Linked DNA regions of Homo sapiens: region 2 is linked to region 1. A link is an interaction called in ENCODE POLR2A ChIA-PET data of the cell type or tissue named here. Cell type or tissue: PC-9. All regions are shown on one strand. Links, peaks and the distances in the headings refer to the core of each region. The heading gives the core; the rest is flanking DNA. Region 1 has its middle 7.1 kb from the start of CCNJL. Region 2 overlaps PWWP2A (PWWP domain containing 2A).

Region 1 (5,381 bases), core at 261-5,260:
CTTGAGATCATTAACTAGAAAAAAATCAAAGCCAACATTGAAGTCTGGGGCAGTCTTAGAGCCTTAGCTGTAATACTGAGCTGGTGGAAGCAGGCTGGGTTGGGAAAAGAGGGAAGAGGGCAATACATCAAAAATGTCCTTAGAGACGTGATTAAGTTCCACATCTAAGTAAATGGGAACTTCACCCTTTAGGTGTTCAGAGGTAAAACCTGGGGTCATCTGATTTCTTTCTCTTACACCTCACATCTAGTCCATCAGCAGATCCTATAGGCTCCTGTTTCTAACTATGCTCAAGATCTGGCCCCTCCTCACTCCCTTCACCTCTTCCCCCTGCCCAAGCCAGCCCCATCTCTCAGCTGGATTATTACAGTAGGCTCTGACCTGGTCTGCCTTTCCTCACCCCCACTGCCTATGTGCCTGGCCAAAGACCATTCCATCAATATCACAGTGGTTACCTGCTGGTAGGGGGCAGGGTTGGGGGAGGTGTTGTTCAGGATCTTAATAATATATATATTTTTTGAGACGGAGTCTCACTCTGTCGCCCAGGCTGGAGTGCAGTGGCACCGTCTCGGCTCCACACCCAACTAATTTTTTTGTTGTATTTTTTTAGTGGAGACAGGGTTTCACCATGTTGGCAAGGCTGGTCTTGAACTACTGATCTACCTGCCTCTGCCTCCCAAAGTGCTGGGATTACAGGCGTGAGCCACCGCGCCCGGCCAGGATCTTAATAATATTTTAATCGTGCTTTAATAGTGGTACAAGGAGAATGATACTTGCGTAATCAAGAAATTTTTCATAGATTTCCCAACCCTTCTCCACCCCAAGCCTGAGTCCCCTCAGCTGAGCGGCTGCGACCGTAATCCTTGGCTCTTGAACTTTGGGTCTTTGCAGCCCTGGAAGCTACGGAAGCCCCTCATAGAAGGTGGCTTTGTGGCATCCAGGTGGCCCAAGGAAAGCAGCACCCTGCTGCTGGCAGTGAGGAACTTCTAGGCATGAGGGTCCCCCGGCAGGCTTGTCTGGTCACCTTTCACTGTCCAGTCTCAGTCTCCTTCCTGTTTATTGTCTGTTGGAGGAGCAGGGCTGGCAGGCTCAGGGGGGTTGAAGTTAATGGTGCCTTTTATTTCCTCCTCCTGGAGTCTGGAAAGCTCTTATCCCATTGTTCCCTGCAGAATCCCTGTCAGGCTGGAGGGCTCCTATCACACACCTACGCCAGGGTTTCCAAGCCAGGGCTGATGTGGTGTGTCGCCCACATGGTGGAAAAAAAAGAGAGAGAGAGAAAGAGAGAAGGAAAGAAAGAAAGAAAGAAAGAAAGAAAGAAAGAAAGAAAGAAAGAAAGAAAGAAAGAAAGAAAGAAAGAAAGAAAGAGAGAGAGAGAGAGAGAAAGAAAGAAAGAGAGAGAGGGAGGGAGAGACAGAGAGGAGAGAAGGAGGGAAGGAAGGAAGGAAAGAAGGAAGGAAGGAAGGGACAGAGGGAGGGAGGGAAGAAAGAAAGAAAAAGAAAGAAAGAGAGAAAGAAAGAAAGAAAGAAGGAAAGAAAGAAAGAAAGAAAGAAAGAAAGAAAGAAAGAAAGAAAGAAAGAAAGAAAGAAAGGAAAGAAAGAAAAGAAAGAAAGAAAAGAAAGAGGCAAAGTCAAGCCAGTATTTTAAAATCAGGAGATATCTCAATTTCCTCTTTCTTTTGAAGTCAAACAATCTGGCAATAGTGGGCACCAATTCCCAAGCTTTCACAATTTGAGGGGATGCAGAAGGGGCTCCCCACCCTGGATGCAGCACGCACCCACTGGTCAACCACAGTCCTCATCGCTCCACACTGCTTCCTGGCACTGTGGCTGGTGTGGACATTGACTGTCAAACTCAGGCGGTTTTTTCCTCATAAAGAGGAATACTTCTCTCCCTCCAAGTTTCTTCCAAAGGTTGGGGAGTGGGGGAAGTTAGACCAGGAGGGCCGTAAGTCATCTTCTCGTTATGTTGTCTTCCTGACCCTCTTATCCCCCCAGATTGTGTCCTCTGGGATCGAATCCCACCCCCTCCTTTCACAGAAGGAGAAACTGAGGCCCATGGAAGGAAGGCTACTCACTCAAGCCTCACCATGGGTTCACAGAGCTTGCTTCAGGCTCCAAAGAGCAATGTCATCGGAAGGTTCTAGCCTGCTCTGTTATTATTATGGATGACAAAATAATATTAGAGAGCAATTTATACCTCATGATTCTTCATGTCATACAACAGTCCTTTAAGGAAAGAGTAGTTTTCTCATTTTACTAATATGAACAAGGAGGTCCAAAAAGCATAAGTGGCCCATAGAGGGTCACACACTTTCTAGATCTCATTTGAAAAATGAGGACAGTAACTCCTGACCAGTCTGAAGTCTGGGCCAGGTGATTCCCATAGGTCCCCGTTAGCTCCGCTATCCATGTTATCCATCGTTTATTTATTTATTTATTTATTTATTATTTATTTATTGAGACAGGGTCTTGCTCTGTTGCTCAGGCTGTACTGCAGTGGAGAGATCAGGGCTTACTGCAGCCACGATCTCCCCACCTCAACCTCCCAAGTAGCTGGCACTAACAGGCTTGCACACCACCACACCTGGCTAAATTAAAAAACAAAAAAAATTGTAGAAACGGTCTCACTATGTTTCCTAGGCTCGTCTTAAGCTACTGGACTCAGGTGATCCTCCCACCTCAGCCTCCCAACGTACTGGGATTCCAGACTTGAGTCACTGTGCCTGACCTGTTGTTTATTATTTCAGTAAACCTATATTGACGACGTCCTTTACTGCAGGCACTGGGCTAGATGTTGGGGATACAAATACGGAAAAGATACAGGTCTTGTCTTCGAGGAACCTGAAGTGTGTGGGGTAGATAGATGCAGGTGTGGGAGAACAGAAAGAAAGGCAATGGATAATTATTTGGGAAGTAGGGAAGCCTGCTCTCAGTGATTGCTTGGACATGTGTCACAGTGCTGGCATAAGCTAAGCATGCCGCAAATGATAAATTTTCTCATATTTATCCACAAAAATACATCACTAGCAAGGGGGAAAACTTTGCCACAAGGATTGCTCACAAAGGAGATGGGTGACTTCAGGTTAAAAACAACATGGGCTGGGCGAGGTGACCCTTGCTTGTAGTCCCAGCTACTCAAAAGGCTGAGGCAGGAGGATCCCTTGTTGAACCCAGGAGTTCTAGGCCACAGTGAGCTATGATCATACCACTGCACTCCAGCCTGGATGACAGAGCAAAACTCCATCTCTTAAAACAAAAGAGAAAGAGAGAATATCTTTGGAAGGAAACATAAATGAATTTCTTCTGGGATGGCAGTCAGGTGGGACAGAGTGGGAGCAGTGTGAGATAGTTTTTGGACAGTTTACGGAGCCCTCTCTCAACTTGTTGTGAGTTCTTTCTAAAAATTTTTTATTGAGATATTTTTAAAATATGCTATTTAATGTCATTTTCAGCAAAGAAAAATTCAAAATGTAAAGTATTAGCAAGAGTTTTTATCATTTATATTATGCATGCCAGTTTTAAATGCAAAAATAAGAACACAGCTCACATGCAAAATCACTGAAATTACACAAATTCTATTTTGTAGCCTGAACATGCATATATATTTCATTCTTTCCGTAATGGTGAAAACACTCCACAAAATTAAGTTAACTATTTTTATTTCACTCTCGATACATGCACATCCAATCAACACGCTCTACCTTAGGCATAATACTAATGAGTAAGGAAGAGCTGAAGGAAGAGGAACTATGGGTTGCCCCATTTTTCCCTTTCTATTTATGTCATAATACATGGTTGCCTAACACAGGGACACAACACCCCTAAGAAAGCATATGATAGGGTTCCCCGGTCATTCATCTTTCCTAGAATACTATTGCCTTCTGTTATGGATTGAATGGTGTACCTCCACAAAAGATAAGTTGAAGTCTTAACCCTCAGTAGCTCACAATGTGACCTTATTAGGAAATAGGTTCATTGCAGATGTCATTAGTTCAGATGACATCATATTGAGTAGGGTGGGCCCTTAGTCCAATATGACCGGTGTCCTTGTAAGAAGACATGGCCCGGCGTGGTGGCTCACGCCTGTAATTCCAGCACTTTGGGAGGCCAAGGTGGGTAGATCACCTGAGGTCAGGAGTTCAACACCAGCCTGGTCAACATGGTGAAACCCTGTCTCTACTAAAAATACAAAAATTAGCCAGGCATGGTGGTGCGTGCCTGTAATCCCAGCTACTGGGGAGGCTGAGGCAGGAGAATTGCTTGAACCCTGGAGGCAGTGGTTGCAGTGAGCCGAGATTGTGCTACTGCACTCCAGCCTGGCAACAGAGTGAGACTCCATCTCAAAAAAAAAAAACAAAAAAAGAAGAAGAAAAAGAAGACTACGTGAAGAGAAAGAGAAGAAGCCCGTGTGAAGACACAGGCAGGGTCTGGAGTGCTGTAGCTACAAGCCAAGGAAGAACAAGGGACTCCAGTTGTAATACCTGGCCACCCCCAAAAACCAGGAAGAGGAAAAAAGAATTTTTCCTTAGAGTTTTCAGAGGGAGTGTGGCCCTACTGATGCCTTGATTTGGGACTTCTAGTACCCAGAATCGTGAGAGAGGAAAGTTCTCTTGTTTCAAGCCATCCCATTGTTGTACTTTGTTATGGCAGCCCCAGAAACTGATAACACCTTCTTTCCGTGTTCCAAAGCAAGTTCTAGTTCAAATAGAAAGCACAGCCTCTCAGGTACTCCCCCCACCCCATGCCCACTTGTACACATGATCCACTGACCTTCTGCTCCCTTTGAATGTCACCAAACTCCATGCATCGCAGGTCCACTGGAATTCTATGCTCATGAGGCACGGGATATAGTACATGCAAACAGAGAACGGAACAGCAGACACTTATCATGTGTCTCCTCTGCTCCCTGCATGCTTCACTGTCCTGAAGGACTTCATTTACAAAACACAGGTTCAACGATAAAATTTTCTATATGGATGGAGCTGGCCCTGCGTGAGAGGGAGGTTTATTTTTCACTTATTCCTTCTGTGCCTTTTTAAATTTAAAAAAGTAATGTGGACCAGCTTTATGAATGTCCTAGGCTTTGAGTTCTGTTTGCAAAATGCTGCTTTTTTATTCTTCCTGCCTTGTTCTCAGACCTAATCTGCCGACTCATATCTCAAGAACTTGTAGTCAAGGATCATAAAGGATTTGGCAAATGTTCTCTTGACTAAGTAGAGCACACGATTAAAAATCATTTAAAGGCATTGGATTGGTTTTTGGTTAAAGATCAAAGTGGTAATAAGGCAGATGTCTTCCGTCTGTCTCTATAAACTGAGCCAGGCTTCATGCTTTTGGTCCTGAATGGAGCAGTGCCAACCATTAACACCATGAGGAAACAC
Region 2 (5,381 bases), core at 112-5,111, 210 kb after region 1:
CTATTTGCAAAGAGCAAAAGCCTTCAGCCCAGGCTTCTGAAGAGGTAGTTCTTCACTCCTCATAGTTATAAAGCCACCTGGAAATCCTTAAAAATCTTCTTGCAGAAGCTTTTAAATGGGGGGAAAAAAGTGAAAAATCCTGAAAGGTCTTTCTGAATCATTTTTTTTTTTTTTGGAGCAGGGGATGTGACAGGAAATAAGGAATCATGAAGTAAGGGTTTATGCTCGAAAATGCTTGTGTAGCTGGGTGCAGTGGATCATGACTGTAATCCTAGCATTTTGGGAGGCTGAGGTGGGTGGATCACTTGAGGCCAGGAGTTTGGGACCAGCCTGGCCAACATGGCGAAACCCCATCTCTACTAAAAATACAAAAATTAGCTGGGTGTGGTGGTGTGCACCTGTAATCCCAACTGTTCAGGAGGCTGAGGCACGAGAATTGCTTGAACCTGGGAGGCAGAGGTCGCAGTGAGCTGAGATTGTGCCACTGCACTCCAGCCTGGGTGACAGAGTGAGACTCTATCTGAAGACAAAAAATAAAAACTTGTGTGGCTGGGCATGGTGTCTCTTGCCTGTAATCCCAGCACTTTGGGAGACTGAGGCAGGAAGATCACATGAACCCTGAGGTTTGAACCAGCCTTGGCAACATACTGAGACCCCATCTCTTAAAAAAATGCTTGGGCATTTTAATTTTGTGGTATGTGCATATTAAAGGGGGTAGCTAGCTGTATTTCAGAATTGATGTTTTTACAAATACTGTGTGTGTGTACATGGGGGTACTGTTGGATTAAAAATAATTGATGATTTCCTTAGGAAACTTCAGTTTTCACTAAGTTCTTGAAAGCAATTTGTAGAAAATTTACGTGTTTTTTGAGGAAATATAAACCAAGACAATGATTTCTTTTCTTTACAGAGACCATGAAACGTATGGTGCAATAGCCCTACTTTTGGTGGGAAAAATATACAGCCATTCTGGTGAAGCAGTGAGTAGTGGTATCAGTAGCTTATACTACAGTGTCCAGGTTGAGAACTTAGGCCCTCAAGTAGTATGCTTGAATGATTGTGTTGTGGTACATTATAAGTAATATTTTTTTGGTGATTATTCTGCTTATATGCCAAGATGTCAATAAAGGCTTTACACAGTGAAACAGAGAAGAGGCAAGTGCCAGTCACTCCCTGACCCACACAGCTTTAGGACGCCCACTACTGTGCAGTATGTGTTGAGAGTGAGCTCTTCCATTGCATGTTGCATTAATATGATCTTTTTCAGAAGTGATTATTAGTTGGGCATTAAACCTGGTTTCATTCTGAGTCTAAAGAATCCTCCGGGCCACTCTGCCTATGGGGTAGCCCTGCTCTGTCTATGGAGAAGCTACTCTAGAAAAAAAAGAAAAAAAAAATAATCCTGTAACAAATTATGGAATTAAAAATAAAACTTAAAAATATATTTTATACACTAGATGTGTTATACACAAACTATGCTAGGCATGTTTTATTGGACTTGGGGTTTCCTTTTTTTTTATTTTTGAGATGGGTCTCGCTTTTGTCGCCCAGGCCAGAGTGCAATGGTGCAATCTTGGCTCACTGGAACCTCCGCCTTTCGGGTTCAAACAATTCTTGTGCCTCAGCCTTCCTAGTAGCTGGGATTTCAGGTGCCTGCCACCATATCCGGCTAATTTTTGTATTTTTAGTAGAGACAGAGTTTCACCATATTGGCCACGCTGCTCTTGGACTCCTGGCCTCGGCCTCCCAAAATGCTGGGATTACAGGCATGAGCCACCGCGCCTGGCCTGGACTTGGGGTTTCTGATGAGGTTTTCAACCTCTTACTGTAAATAAGACTGTACTTTACTGTGTACTATTTTAAAGTAAAGCTCTTGTTGAAACAAGGTCTAATCTTCCTAAGATCAGGTTTTCTGTGGGACTACTAAAGAGTTTATATATTATGTGCTTATCTTCACTGTAATGGCTGAGTTAATTTCATATTGATAAAAAATGAAAGATGTGTTAGTAGTTATTTTTGTCTATAAAGTGCATCATTATTTCCTGGTATTTATTTACCCTGTTTTCCCTAAATTCTTGAGTAAATTCAGACACACAGTACCAGAACAGAAGCTTGTTGTAGTGGCAGGTATTGCAAGAAAGTAATTGGAGATTAAGTTATATTCTAGGTAGATTTAATATAGAATGCCTTTACTAAACACTTTTGGGCAGTGGTTGTCAAAAGAAATGTGCATAGATTTCTGAGCTTCATTCCATCATTTTGCATTTTAAACAAAGTGATTCTGATACAGAAGATTCTTGGACCATATTTGGAGATAACTGATTTTTAGGGGGTAGTTTGCCAAAGTATTTAATAGAACAATCAATTTGTTAAGCCTGTTTTAAAGGTTCCCGGTTAAGGCCGGTCACGGTGGCTCATGCCTATAAATCCCAGCACTTTGGGAGGCCAAGGTGGGTGGCTCATTTGAGGCCAGGAGTTTGAGACCAGCCTGGCCAACATGGTGAAGCCCTGTATCTACTAAAAATACAAAAAAATTAGTTGAGCGTGGTGGTGTGTGCCTGTAATCCCAGCTACTTGGGAGGCTGAGACATGAGAATCACTTGAGCCTGGGAGGTGAAGGTTGCGTGAGCTGAGATCTCCCCACTGCACTCCAGCCTGGGTGAAAGAGTGAGACTCTGTCTCAAAAAAAAAAAAAAAAAAAAAAGGTTAATGGTTAGTTAACAATGAGACATAATTACAAACTAAGCAATGTATCATGTGGGGATGGGCAACTCGGGTGGCTGATCTAAATCCTTATTGTAGAGCTGGTGATTAGTCTTGCAAATGATTTCCTGAATCTATAAGTTTAAGCAGTCCATAATTTTCATTTCTTTACCCTTGAACCAATTTTATGTAGTTGACTTACTATAGAATAGTGGATTTTAGCCTTTTAAAACTCATAATCCCTATAATACTTAATTTCACTTTTTTGCATATTTCTTGTTTTTTTAATGTGTGAGGTTTTAAATTTTTGTTTATTTTTTCCTGCATATTTAATCTAAGAAGGTTGCCAAGTTTTACTTTCTGTGTTTTATAGTAGCTACTATGTATTTTCAATTTCTGTGCTAAGTCCTGTGCCAAATACTTTGTTTACATTGTTTCATTTAACTCTGGCAAATCTGCTGAAGTAAATTCTATTAATCCCCATTTCATAGATAGACACCAAGGCTCAGAGGTTACTTAAGCAAAATTGCCTAAAATTGTAAATGGTAGATAATAGTAGATATATTCAAGATGCCTTTTTGAATGATACAAAATTTTCCGGGGTTTGAAAACCTTGTTCTAATTAAAATGTACTTAACTATATTTCGCCATACCACTTAGTTTATAGTTTTGCTGGGGAGTTAACCTGGCAGTTAGAAATAAGAGTTCTCTGTTCCTCACTCAACCAGGCAACAGCTATTTGCTGTAAACATAAATTGCTCTTCAGTTCAATATAGTGAACTTTGGACATTTTTGGAAATCATATTTCTTCTACATGGTCCTGGGTCTTAAATTAGATAGCATGCTGTTTTGCCTTGATTGGCTTGGATTTGGCAGTAGTGAAACCTACTTGTTCATAAGAGGAAGTACAAATTGTCAGCTTTGAAGCCTGTTAAGCACAGGTCAGTGTTTAGTAAGTGCTGGATGACTGAATTTGAAAAGGATTTCAGACTAAAATAAGTTGTTAGGTAACCTTTCTTTGAGGAATTTTTTTTTTTTTTTTTTTTTGAGATGGCGTCTCATTCTGTCACCCAGTCTGGAGTGCAGTGGTGCGATCTTGGCTCACTGTAACCTCTTTCTTAATCTTTTTCTCTTTCTCTCATTAGCACCTGGGGCTGATGGCTTATGAGGAAATTGTTATAGTCTTTTAGTAGGTAAGTTTTGTCCCTATAGTCCCCTTCTGGCATGCTTGCTTTCTTTTTTCCATTTTTGTTCTTTTTTTTTTTTTTGAGATGGAGTCTCGCTCTGTCACCAGGCTGGAGTGCAGTGGCGCGATCTCGGCTCGCTGCAACCTCTGCCTCCCTGCAACCTCTGCCTCCCAGGTTCAGGCGATTCTCCTGCCTCAGCCTCCCGAGTAGCTGGGACTACAGGCGTGTGCCTCCGTGCCCGGCTAATTTTTTATATTTTTATTAGAGACAGGGTTTCACAGGATGGTCTCCATCTCCTGACCTTGTGATCCACTCTCCTCAGCCTCCCAAAATGCTGGGATTACAGCTGTGAGCCACCGCGCCCAGCCTGTTTTTTTTTTTTTTTTTTTTTTTTTGCCTTAGAGACAGAGTCTCTGTTGCTCAGGCTGGAGTGTAATGGCATGATCATAGCTTACTGCAGCCTTGAACTCCTGGTCTCAAGTGATCCTCCTGCCTCAGCCTTCTGAATAGCAGGGACTACAGGCCTGTGCCTCCACACCTGGCTAATTGTTTTATTTTTAGTAAATTGTTTTATTTTTAGTAACAACAATGTCTTGAACACCTAGGCTCAAACGATACTCCTGCTTTGGCCTCCAGAAATGCTTGGATTACAGGCGTGAGCCACAAGGCCTGGCCACCAGTATGCTTTCTAAACATTATTGAAAAGGGCTCATATTTGAGAATGTAAGGGAAAGGGAATTATTTTTGTGTTCTTCTTTGTAATTTTAAAATGATGGGATCAGACTAGAATAGCTGTGCTTTAAGTTTGTTTGTTTGTTTTTGTTTTTTTTGAGAGGGAGTCTCACTCTGTCGCCCAGGCTGGAATGCAGTGGCACGATCTTGGCTCACTGCAAACTCTGCCTCCTGGGTTCAGGCAATTCTCCTGCGCCAGCCTCATGAGTAGCTGGGATTACAGGCATCCACCATCACGCCTGGCTAATTTTTTTGTATTTTTAGTAGAAATGGGGTTTTGCCATGTTGGCCAGGCTGGTCTAGAACTCCTGACCTCAGGTGATCCACCCGCCTGAGCCTCCCAAAGTGCTAGGATTACAGGTGTGAGCCACTGTGCCTGGCCACGTTTTTAACAAAGTAATTTAGATACATTTAATTACATCACTAGACAGAAGACTTCACTAGCCTCTCTCTCTGTCCTTTTTTTTTTTTAGAGGCAAGGTCTTGCTCTGTCATCCCGCCTGGAGTGCAGTGGTGCCATCATGGCTCACTTCAGGCTTAACCTTCTGGGCTCAAGCGATCCTTTCACCTCAGCCTCCCAAGTAGCTGGGACCACAGGCGTGTGTCACTACACTCAGCTAATTTTTTGTAGAGGCAGGGTCTCCCTGTGTGGCCCAGGCTGATCTCAAAATTCCTGGCCTCAACCTCCTAAAGTGCTAGGATTACAGGCATGAGCCATTGCTATCACTCTCAGCCAGTCTCCTCTTTTTCTTTTTTCAT

What was found. Peaks named below come from ENCODE experiments on the same cell type or tissue, not always from the same donor. Only the 100,000 strongest peaks of a DNase experiment are listed, where the experiment ranks them.
Region 2: POLR2A ChIA-PET joins it to region 1 with 7 read pairs; 2 of 35 experiments call an interaction of 5 or more read pairs at or near these places.

Annotation. Positions count from the first base shown.
Region 1 is chr5:160,316,997-160,322,377 of GRCh38, reverse strand. It overlaps a transcript of CCNJL not described here. Among named protein-coding and RNA genes, the nearest start is that of CCNJL, 7.1 kb to the right of the region's middle. In PC-9, for the core only: no CTCF peak of the experiment used is centred there; no DNase peak of the experiment used is centred there; H3K27ac peaks cover 936 bases.
Region 2 is chr5:160,104,144-160,109,524 of GRCh38, reverse strand. All of the region lies in intron 1 of PWWP2A (PWWP domain containing 2A), which reads left to right. Among named protein-coding and RNA genes, the nearest start is that of PWWP2A, 13 kb to the left of the region's middle. RefSeq lists a silencer at 3,506-3,706. In PC-9, for the core only: no CTCF peak of the experiment used is centred there; no DNase peak of the experiment used is centred there.